Linked DNA regions of Homo sapiens: region 1 is linked to region 2. Evidence: read pairs that join two places in POLR2A ChIA-PET (ENCODE). Cell type or tissue: OCI-LY7. All regions are shown on one strand. Each heading gives the region's core, and the rest is flanking DNA. Links, peaks and the distances in the headings are about the cores only. Region 1 has its middle 73 kb from the start of LINC01170. Region 2 overlaps ZNF608 (zinc finger protein 608).

Region 1 (5,381 bases), core at 275-5,274, 220 kb after region 2:
GAATATTTATATTTAGCAATTTAAAAAGGTAATATCAAATGAGAAATGTAGTGGAAAATAAAGTGGAAGAGGAAAAGGCTGCAGTAGAGGGAGGAAAATTTATTGTTTGTCTTTGTATTTTTATGTCTGTATAAGAAAAAAAATAGGCCAGAGAAATTTATCCACAAGCTGAATGCAATACGGCAGCAGTACCTCTGTGTCCCCAAATACAATTATTGTTTATTGCTTAAAAACAATTTTCCATAGGCTGTATGCACTAAAGAGAAATCCATAAACATCAGAAACAAGTCTCTAACAAGTCTTCATTTTTTATATGGATTAAAAAAATCCATATTTTCCTTCCTGTTAATCCAGAATAGACCTGAATAAAGCAAATTCACTGCATCCAGTGAGATTTGTAATGCAACAGCAGAAGAATCTGATTTCACACATTATGGTTAGGGTCCTCCATATCCCAGCCATAACAAGGATAATAAATAAAGTCTACTCTAAAACCAGGCATATAGCCTCAGTAATTGACTCGCCGTCTGCATGAGACACAGTGATTTCCAAATGTGAAGGGCTAACCTGAGTCAGAGGGCTTGCAGAAGTTCACCATGGGAATGTACTGGCATAAACACTCTTTTGTGCATACAACCTCATCCTAGGTGCTGAAGCTTCTTTAAAAAGCAACAAAATGAGATCAGGTCCTTACTTTATACCTGTATCATTGTAATTGACACAGCAGAGGAAAGCCCTCTCCCCCTGGGGTCTTATATCTTGAACTAATCTGAGTCACCTTTGGACTTGTGATACCATAGCTCTGAATTCATTGAGGTTTAGATAAGTATGCTGTATTAGTCTTAATGTGCATTTACAGTGTATGGTGTAATTGCTCCTTTGGAGCCGTTAATGCATTTTTATAGCCAAAGACAATTTCGTGTATACTGTATGTATTAAGGAGAAATGTCTGCCTGAAAATGATGCTGAGAAAGCACGAAAACAAAGCAAAACATCCTAGTGTGTGCATTCATCTTGTTAAAGACCATACACTTGGGTGCATTTGTTCTTCAGAGAATGTGAGGAACATCAAACACTTAGGGTTCTTTGTCATCCCTGAGCCTGGCTTTAGAGCTTCCATGCTCCTTTTCTATTTTCTTCTATATCCTCAATATATAAGGCTATCTAGGGAACAAGTGAGAAAATGCTGAGTGAAAAGGTTTACGTGATAATGTTAAAACCGAAAATGATATACTTTAAGTTTTAAAATCATCTCTGAAGAGATGGTGCAGATTCATATGCGCAAAGACAGGAAGGAAATTCTGGACAGTGAAAATTCTTGCACCAAGCATGCGGAGTCAAAAACAATGTGCTCCCCCCACGTTTTATCCCAATGATTCTTTAATGGTGTTATATAATTTTTACCAAAACAGGGGGTGGGTAGGTGTCCCATTCATTCTTGGTTTCATTTGCTGATTCTTTTTCTGCACTGCTGTCTGTTCAAGGGAACTGACTGTTTGAGGTCTGCATCACCGGACTCCCTGCCAGCTGGCTTCCACTGGGTTTGGCCAACGGCACACACAGGCAGATCAGAAGACAGAAGGAGAGAGGGGTTGGGTCATGTCTTCCTTGCTGCTTCCCTGCCTTGGTGCTATATCTCTGGCATGCATTCCTCCATGATGGCAGCTTCTGCTGAGGGGCCCCACCAGGGTTCCTGCTTTTTCTGAGGATTGTAACACAGGTTGGTAAAGCCTTCTCATTGTTGCTTGTCTCTGGGTACCCATCCGTTGTGAATCCTGCTCACCTCTCTGTAAGTTAGCACTTGATTAAATATACTTGTTGGGACCCTGACTGATACACTGGGTATGTAGGCAGGAGAAAGAGACCCCAAAATGCTCAAACCAGTTAATTCACATGGGGGCTGAAATACTCTAATAGCTCTGTTGACTGTAAGGCTTTGGCAAGCTCAGCCTTGTAGCTGCCAAAATGATGCATCTTCCTAGTTGTTCAGTGACTGTGCTACCATGTAGCTGGAATGCTTTTGTTTGGTTTGACCTAAAGCAATTGTGTATTAGTTAGAACTTTATAGCTACAACTGCAGAAACCCAACCCCAAATAGCCTATGAAGGAGAGGGGAGAGGATCTTATTGACTCACATAACTGAAAAGTCTAGTGGCACAGAAGCCTTAGATCCAAAGGTTCAAATGATTTTCCTGGGTCATATGCTTATCCCTGAGTTGGATGAATTGGAGATATTTCCACTAAATCCAAAAGTGGAACTTTCTCCAAGGATAAATAGGACTGGGCAGAATGAGGTAATATGAAGTAATACATGCACACGTTATATGTTCTAAATGGTTCTCAGAAATATTCTGTCACTGTGTGCAGAAATGACACACGAGAGCCATGTGTATATGACACTGAAGAAACCTGTGAGCAGTCTTTACTACACACATTTGTGACCTTCCTAACTACTTTTTAACACCTGCCTGTTGTTTGAAGATAAATACCAGTGAAAGCAACCTTGTATATCTAGTCTCTGCTTTATGGGAAAATGAAGATAAGAGATTTTTGGAAAGAGCACTGAATATATTACCTTATGTCCAGTGGATGCTCAATCCATTTTAATTATCCCACTTATGAATGGGAGGGAAAGATAAGAGATGCAAAATCATTTCTGAAAAAGAAAACATCTGGCTTGGCAACATGACTTAGAGCCCACATCTCGTTCAGGCACTGGTTTGTGGACCCTTGAGCATGTTCATGAAAATCCATGGCTCCTGGTTTATTCCTATGAGAAATGAAGAGGAGTCTAGAACTAAAAGAGAGGAAGGGTCCCTTTTTTCCTTTTTCTTGAGACTTATTTGACAAAAAAGCTTAATAAAGCTTTCGGCAGGACGAAATCAGGAGGCATTGGGCTTATTTCTGATTTTACTTCATTATTCGAGAAACAGATAATATATTTCTACACAATATTTGCTACCTAAACATTTCTTTTAGGGAAAACATTTAGACAGAAATGAACATTCTGGCGTCCAAACTCCATCTCAGACCAGGGGAAGCAGATGAAGTGTTGCCTTTTTTTTTTAATTCTTACTTGTCATTTTTGCTTAATAACTTCTCTGCCCTTCAAATGGCTTGTTTTGATTGTGAATTTCCAAATCTTAATAGAAATTTCTTAAATTCCTTCCTTGATAGGAAATTTTATCCAAAGATTTTGAGGATTTAACAAAGACAGAAGCTTTACAAAAAGTATTTTTTGTTTGCCCCCTTTCCCACCTGAAATTGGCAGGAAACTGTTGGCAAAAGATGAGATGTCTTTCCCCGGCTTCCCCATACACATGAGCCAGGACTTGCCTGAGAAGCTTTGAAGCTATGGTAGTTACTCTCCAAAGATAGCTCCCTCCCTAATGAAACATAACTGGAAATTGAGCCCTTGTGTGGTCTCTGCCCATTGAACCCGGGTTGGCTAATAAAATGAGACAGAAGTGCTGCTGCCAGACTCTTAAAGTGCATTTTGAAGCCTTGTAGATATTGCCTGGGTTTCTTGGGATGCTTTCTTTTGGGGGAGCCAGCCACCACGTAAGAAGTCAGCCTGCTAGCCAGGTGTGGTGGCGCATGCCTGTGGTCCTAGCTACTCGGGAGGCTGAAGCGGGAGAATTGCTAGCACCCAGGAGGCAGAGGCTGCAGTGAGCCAAGATCACGCTGCTGCAGTCTAGCATGGGTGCCAGAGCCAGACTCTGTCTCAAAAAAAAAAAAAAAAAAAAAAAAAAAGTCAGATTTCCCTGAGACTATACATCCTGAGGATGTCTAAGCTAGCCATGTGGAGAGACTGCATGGAGACAGAGGTGTCTGAGCATTGCCCAGCTATGCCAACCATCTGAGTCATCAGACATGTGAGAGATGAAGCCATCTTAGTTGGCCAGCCCAAGTCAAGAATTCAGGTGACCCCAGCCCCATCTGCCATCTGATTGTAACTGCTTGAGAAAACAATGCGAGAAAAGTGCCCAGCTGAGCCTGGCCAAGTCAAGAACTACATAAGATAATAATAAATTGTCATTTAAAGCCACTGAGTATTGGGGTGGTTTGTTGTGTAGCAATAGAGAACTGAAACAGGGCTTATAAGCAAACAGGTGGATGGGTCCATGGGAGCTGAAGTGATCCATAAAGGAGGGGTGACTTGGTGTTGTCTTAGTCTCCTCACTTGGTTGTGGCTGTGAAGAATGAAATGGTGACCTGAAGACTGGACTGTTTCTTTTGGGCCCTCTATCCAGGGTGAGGGCCCTTACTCTTGCTCTGGGCTCTCCCCACCTGTCTTCTTTGTACTCTGAGCACCTGGTCTCCATAGTTATTTATTTCTTAACATTACAAATAATTCTCCCCTGAGTGCAATCTCTGACTTCAATTTATCCTTAATCTGTTTAATTGCCACCCATTATTGTATATAGTTAACAAAGGTGAATTTGTGCTATAAATGGATTTTCTGGGTAATATAAAGAAATTAATCATTTATATTTTATATATAATAATATATACTCAGCAACATTTCACATTTCCTTAAATGGGTGAAATGAGTGGTGTCATAAATAGAAAATTTCCTATTGAATGACTCATAGAAATATATTGTCTAGTTTAAGAGAAGTACTAAAACTGCTCAGCAAAATTAACAACAACCCTTTCAAACTCTATCATTACTATAAAGTGAGGTTAGATGGCAAGTTCTGAGGATGCAGTGAGGTATAAAACACAACCTCTGTCCTTAATAAATTTAGAATCTAGTTGGAGAGATGATTGATGACAATGATGATAATAACCAGTATTTATTGTGTATCTATGTGCCAGGCACTAAGATAAGTATGTTACATGCATTTATTCACTTAATCCTCATAACAATCTATCAAGTACATAATACTATTGTGAGTATATGCATCAAAAAATTCAGGAATAGAGATTATGTAACTTACCCAAGATCATACAGCTAGCAAGCGTGGTATTAAGTAGATAACTACTATGCAGTATTACCATACATTCTGAAAACAGTGGTCCCCAACCTTTTTGGCACCAGGAACTGGTTTGTGGAAGACAATTTTCCCACAGATGGTGGGGGTATGGTTTTGGGATGAAACTGTTCCACCTCAGATCATCAAGCATTAGATTCTCACAAGGAGCACGCAACCTAAATCCCTCATATGTGCAGTTCACAGTGGTGTTTGTGCCCCTGTAAGAATTTAATGCTCTCACTGACCTGACAGGAGGCAGAGCTCAGGTGGTAATGCTTGCTTACTAGATGCTCGCCTCCTGCTGTGTGGCCCAGTTCTTAACAGGCCAAAAAGTAGTACCGGTCCACAGCCTAGGGGTTGGAGACCCCTGCCCTAAACCCCTGCAATACTCCACCTCACTAA
Region 2 (5,381 bases), core at 279-5,278:
GATGGCTCATGTTAAAAACAACAAAAATGTTTGAACTGGAAGGGTTGAAGCCTTGGGTTTTCATTCTTCATGGAGAACTGTTTATTTGTGTGTGGTTCACCACAGTACATGGATAATGCTATCAAATCTGTGCTTTATTATAGGCTTATGACTAGCACAGCCGCACTTTAGTTATGTGTTCCCGTGCTTTAGTTATTTGCCAATTCTTTTGTGATGGAAATGAAATTAGAGCTGAATCTTTGCAACGAAGGGGAAAATAGGCACAACAAATAGAAACTATCCCTTGAGCCAGTTAAGAAGTAAGCAGTGGTGATTAAACATGTTTTTTTTTTTTCAAAATAAGTGAAACACAGAGGAAACTACTTCCTTTTAGCTTTTCTGTGAAGTTGTGTGGAAGATGAGCTCAACATTTTGAGAAGTGGAGGCTGCAGCTAGATTTTATCCCCTTGTATCGTTTGACATCTTCAGTAATTGAAAAGCGATTCGTATTCCCAAATTTTTAAACTTCTCTAAAGGTGTAATTTGAGTTAAGTAATATTGTTTGTTTCTGCCCCCAAAAGGGAGCAACATGATGTTAAAACAGAGCAGTTGAGCCTCTCCGCATCCAACTCCATTTGGTCAATTGTCTCCATTTACATTCCCTGCCCAAATCTTTCACCAGCCTTTCCCATGATGCCGCAGCAGATGCCAGACACTGAAGTAGAAAGGGAGCAGCTGTTTCCAAACATTACTCCATTGCTGTATTATCCTCCACAATCTGCTTTCTTTTGCTCTCCCCTTCCCCCATTCTTAAAATAAAGAAGCCTTCTCTCCCTTTGACTTTTGCATCCTCCAGTTTATCAGTGTGCAGGTTTTCTATCTTATCAGTCGCACTGGTTTCTTCAGCAGGTCCCTTTATTGTTTTCGCTATGGGAGCAGATGGAGGGCCCTGGGCTCCTGGGGGCGTGGCCGCTGGCACCTCGGGCCCGGGGCTGCGCGTTCCCGACGGGGCGGCGGGGGCGTGCAGCCGGGAACGCGCCCTTCTTCCCGCCAGGGACCCGTTTATGGCCCTGAGCGCTGTAAATCTGTCAGCTCTTCACGACGCCTTCACCTCTTTCTTCATTTGCTCCAGCTTCTAGTTTGACAACGTTCCCCTGAGGCAGAATTCTAATCTGCTTCCAATTAGTTGCAAAATGTGACTGAAATTTCCACATTATGACTGCTGTTTTACTTGCACGCACACATCTAGAAACAAATTAATGCTCTTGAATATTTATTTTTTGAGCCCTTGGATTTACTTTAAGAGGAAGAGTTTCCAACTGTTTGGAATGACTTCCAGGATTTGCATTTTTTCCCGAAAGCCGAATATACTGGGTACATTAAAACAAAACAAAGCAACTATGGTTGCCCCCCATCACTTAATAAGACTTTTCCATCTTTTCAAGATTTCCCAAAATGTATTGCATATGTTTAAGTAATGCAAATAAATTTTGTAGTATTTCTAAAATAAAACAAGGATGTTTGGCTAAGGAACGGTCCCTATGCAGTGTTTTAATAAAAGAGAAATATACAGACACATTTCCTTCTAAATATAGTTTAAGTATACTTTGGCCAAAACACAAAGACTTTTGTTCCACACGTTTAAATTCTTTCATTCAATATTCAAAAGCTGTAAACCCAAATAAACGAATTGAGTGATTAATTGGCTTGGCACAAATCTAAGGGTAGCATTAAATAAGTTACTGTGGGCATTAATGTGTACCCAAGTTTTTGTGTAGGTCTCTGGAGCACACCCTCCCTCAGCGAGCGGCTGGGGTGGTTGTACTGAGATCAGTATAGTAGGTGGGTTCCTGTGACTTTGGTCTTCCCAGTCCCTCCGTACGCCAGTGTTAGGAGAATGGACCTAGTTCTGGGCTTCGGGGTGGTTCTGTATAGAGGGTGATCATCACTTATCACCCCAACTCCATTTCCTCTCTTTCAGTGATTTTTTTTAACAAAGATGTTGATCCCCCTGATTATATGTAAATATTAGAGTTGTTTAAATCTTGGTTGCTGAGAATGTCAAGTTAAGACAACCATTTTATTACTTGCCTTAAAGACTGCTTTCTCAAGTACTGGAGAATTTTAGTACCAAGGCAGTGGATTAGTATTTGTGAAAAGGTGCTACTCTTAATGTAAACGGCGAAATTTACTGGTGCCTTTTATAGTAGAATTTAGTCCTCAAGCATCTTGGCAGATTGATATCAACAGTAATAATGGGCTTTAAAGAGGTGTGAAGGATTTTATTGATGGTAAAGTGGTTATGTTGATCGCATCACTGTGTATTAGTTTCTGAGTAAGAACTGCACATGTAAATGGATGCATGAGTTTTTTTTAAACATCTTTATCATATATAATCATAAAACCCTATATTGATTGATTTCTAATGCTCTTTTATGTGCCACTTTGAATCTCTAATCAGGAGGTGGAGAATTTATTTCATTTTGTTTCAACAAAACCTATTCAAAATTATTTCTTAGATATATAGGGTATATGTTATTTAAATGGTTTTCTAAAAACTTATTTTTAGATATGCCAGAATTCCACAAAAGAAGTCGGAGTGCTCTTTGTATTGCTTCCTTTCTTCTTACTCAATGACTAGTAGTAGAAAAAAACAGCCAGATTGAAATCCTTAAAAATTTAAAATGTTGGGCCTTCAGATTGCAGAGACCTCCTGGGTTAAAAAAATGAAAAAATTAGTGGCCCTGTAGTGAAATGCTCACAATAGCAATGATTGTGGTAGCCCCTCAAGTCCTGGGGTTCACTAATTACCCTTTAATGAGGTCAGTCTGCCCCGGCTTTTTCCCTACCTTGGGAGGAAAAGCACACAAGACAGTTGGAGTTCAAGTGGATCTTGCTGTATTTGCAACTTAGCATAACTGCTTTGAAAGCCCCCAGGGTGCTTAATTGGGGCCTGGGCATTTTTGTTTGGGGAGAGACTACACACAGCTCCTCATTGTGCTTGTAGAAGCCACTGTGCATCTTGGAAGCATTACATGCTTTTGTTGATGGTGCATAGTTTTATAAACTCCAAATGAGCTTATTGCTTTTTAACCATTGGGAGAGCTAAATAATGGAAGAACCTAGAAGTCTTTGGGTTGGGTAGCCGCCAAACAGAAAAAAAAAAAAAAAAAAAAAAAGAGAGAGAGATAGAGAGAATGAATGGTTTAATTGGAGAGCAAACCATTTGTTTGCAGATTAAGATTTACTTGGTCGCCAAATCCTATGGATGAGGTGAAAGAATGAGGCCGTAAGGTACAGAAATTGAATGCCCAGTGTTATGTTTTGTGATCATGCTCAGCTGTTTTTACCCTTTTTTTTTTTCACAAAGAAGGCAAAAGAAGAATGAATTGTTTAATGGAGAGAACTGCCTAGCCAAGTGCATCTTTTAAGCTGTATAGAGGGAGGGAAGAAGGTGGGGAGGCAGATTATTTCTGTGCTCCCTGGTCAGGAAGCAAAACTCTCAAGGTTCTTTTAGCTGAGAGAGGGGCTAGAAGACTTGCTGAATCTTCCTGTTTGCTCACTTAAGGAGGAATGGTGGTGGTGGAGCTAGGGAGTAAAAAGTAGAAGAAAGGTGTGTGGGAAAGAGGGTGGTTGGGGTAGAGCTTTTGTTGCAAGGGCCCTAGACAATGCATTCTCTTGAATAATTGGGACCATTTATAGAAATTCCCCATGATTTCATTAGTTAGTAGCCCTGTTTCTGAATAGAAAGGGACTCTCCAGCAACAGCAGTGAAGTGGTACAGCAGTTTTGGAGGGGGAAAAGCAGTTGCCTGGCAGCCTGAATGTCAGTATGTCTTTTTTTTTTTTTTTTGAACAAACAAAAAAACCCCTTTCCTAAGGACTAGAAGACCAGAAATCATGGCATTTGTCCATGTTGTAGTTGCAGTTTGTCCTTCTAATCTTATTGTGAATAAATAGGTTTCTGGAAAGACCTAGCATTATTTTCTAGAAGTATCATTCTAAACACTCCTCAACTCACTGTTTTTATTTTTACTTTAATCTTGGGAGTGAAACCCTTTATCTTAATCTGCTCTTTTGTGTATAAACTGTCTCTCTTTTTGATAACTCAGGATGCATGCCATGAAAAAGCCCATTTCTTCTGTAACATTAAAATCATTTGTTTATTGATGCATATTTGATACATTGAACTTTTAAATATCTGAATTGGCTTTAGGTGATCTTGTTTTGTTTTTCTCCTAGCTTTAAGTTCTGGTATTATTTATTATTTTGGTATCATGATCCTTTTGAAATGGCATGATTTTTGAATCCAAATAATGGCTGATAGCTTCATTTTATAGATCTATTTCTTCTGAGGGGCGGTGAACAAGAGGATTGTAGGAATTGGGGAGCAAAGAGAGTGTAAAAAATTAGGTCTAAGTAGTTTCAGTTTTGTCAAACTGCTACTTACTTTTTAATGTGCCATTGCTCATTCCTGATTCTTTCCTGTTAATATTTTCCGTATTAGTGAGGAAAGAGACTGGATTTTACTTCTGTTAATGTCTAAAACTCCAAACTTTTTTTTTGTTTTTTGAGATGGAGTCTTGCTTTGTCGCCCAGGCTGGAGTGCAGTGGCACGATCTCGGCTCGCTGCAACCTCCGCCTCCCGGGTCCAAGCGATTCTCTTGCCTCAGCCTCCCGAGTATCTGGGATTACAGACACCCACCAGCACGCCTGGCTAATTTTTGTATTTTTAGTTGAGATGGGGTTTCACCATGTTGGCCAGGCTAGTCTCGAACTCCTGGCCTCAGGTAATCTGCCCGCCTCAGCCTCCCAAAATGCTGAGATTATAGGCATGAGCCACCACTCCTGGCCTAAAACTCCAAACTTTTAAATCTTGTGTCAGTTGGCTGGGCGCGGTGGCTCACGCCTGTAATCCCAGCACTTTGGAAGGCTGAGGTGGGCGGATCACGAGGTCAGGAGTTCGAGACCAGCCTGACCAACATGGTGAAACCCCGTCTGTACTAAAAGAATACAAAAATTAGCCAGGTGTGGTGGTTCGCACCTATAACCCCAGCTACTCAGGAAGCTGCAACAGGAGAATCGCTTGAACCCGGGAGGCAGAGGTTGCAGTGAGCTGACATCGTGCCACTGCACACCAGCCTGGGCCACAGAGCGAGACTCCGTCTCAAAAAAACCCAAAAAACAATAACACTGCCATAGTCACTAAGTAGACTAAATTTGTGTAAACACATCTTTTTAAAGTTATAAAAAAAAATCATGTCTTACCAGTAGGAAAACCTGCAGATGCTCACCTACATGTGATTTCTTTGGTTGACTGAATGCTCAGTCTAGGTTTACTTAGCAAACCAAAACAAAAGTGCAAAGATAAACATGGCTTCTCTTAATATTTGTGACAGCCTA

What was found. ChIA-PET counts read pairs that join two places held together with the same protein. Peaks named below come from ENCODE experiments on the same cell type or tissue, not always from the same donor. Only the 100,000 strongest peaks of a DNase experiment are listed, where the experiment ranks them.
Region 1: POLR2A ChIA-PET joins it to region 2 with 17 read pairs; 3 of 35 experiments call an interaction of 5 or more read pairs at or near these places.

Annotation. Positions count from the first base shown.
Region 1 is chr5:124,508,596-124,513,976 of GRCh38, reverse strand. No RefSeq gene overlaps it. Among named protein-coding and RNA genes, the nearest start is that of LINC01170, 73 kb to the right of the region's middle. In OCI-LY7, for the core only: no CTCF peak of the experiment used is centred there; no DNase peak of the experiment used is centred there.
Region 2 is chr5:124,730,995-124,736,375 of GRCh38, reverse strand. All of the region lies in intron 2 of ZNF608 (zinc finger protein 608), which reads left to right. Among named protein-coding and RNA genes, the nearest start is that of ZNF608, 13 kb to the left of the region's middle. RefSeq lists an enhancer at 2,579-3,151. In OCI-LY7, for the core only: no CTCF peak of the experiment used is centred there; a DNase peak (open chromatin) is centred at 985; H3K4me3 peaks cover 1,423 bases; H3K27ac peaks cover 1,954 bases.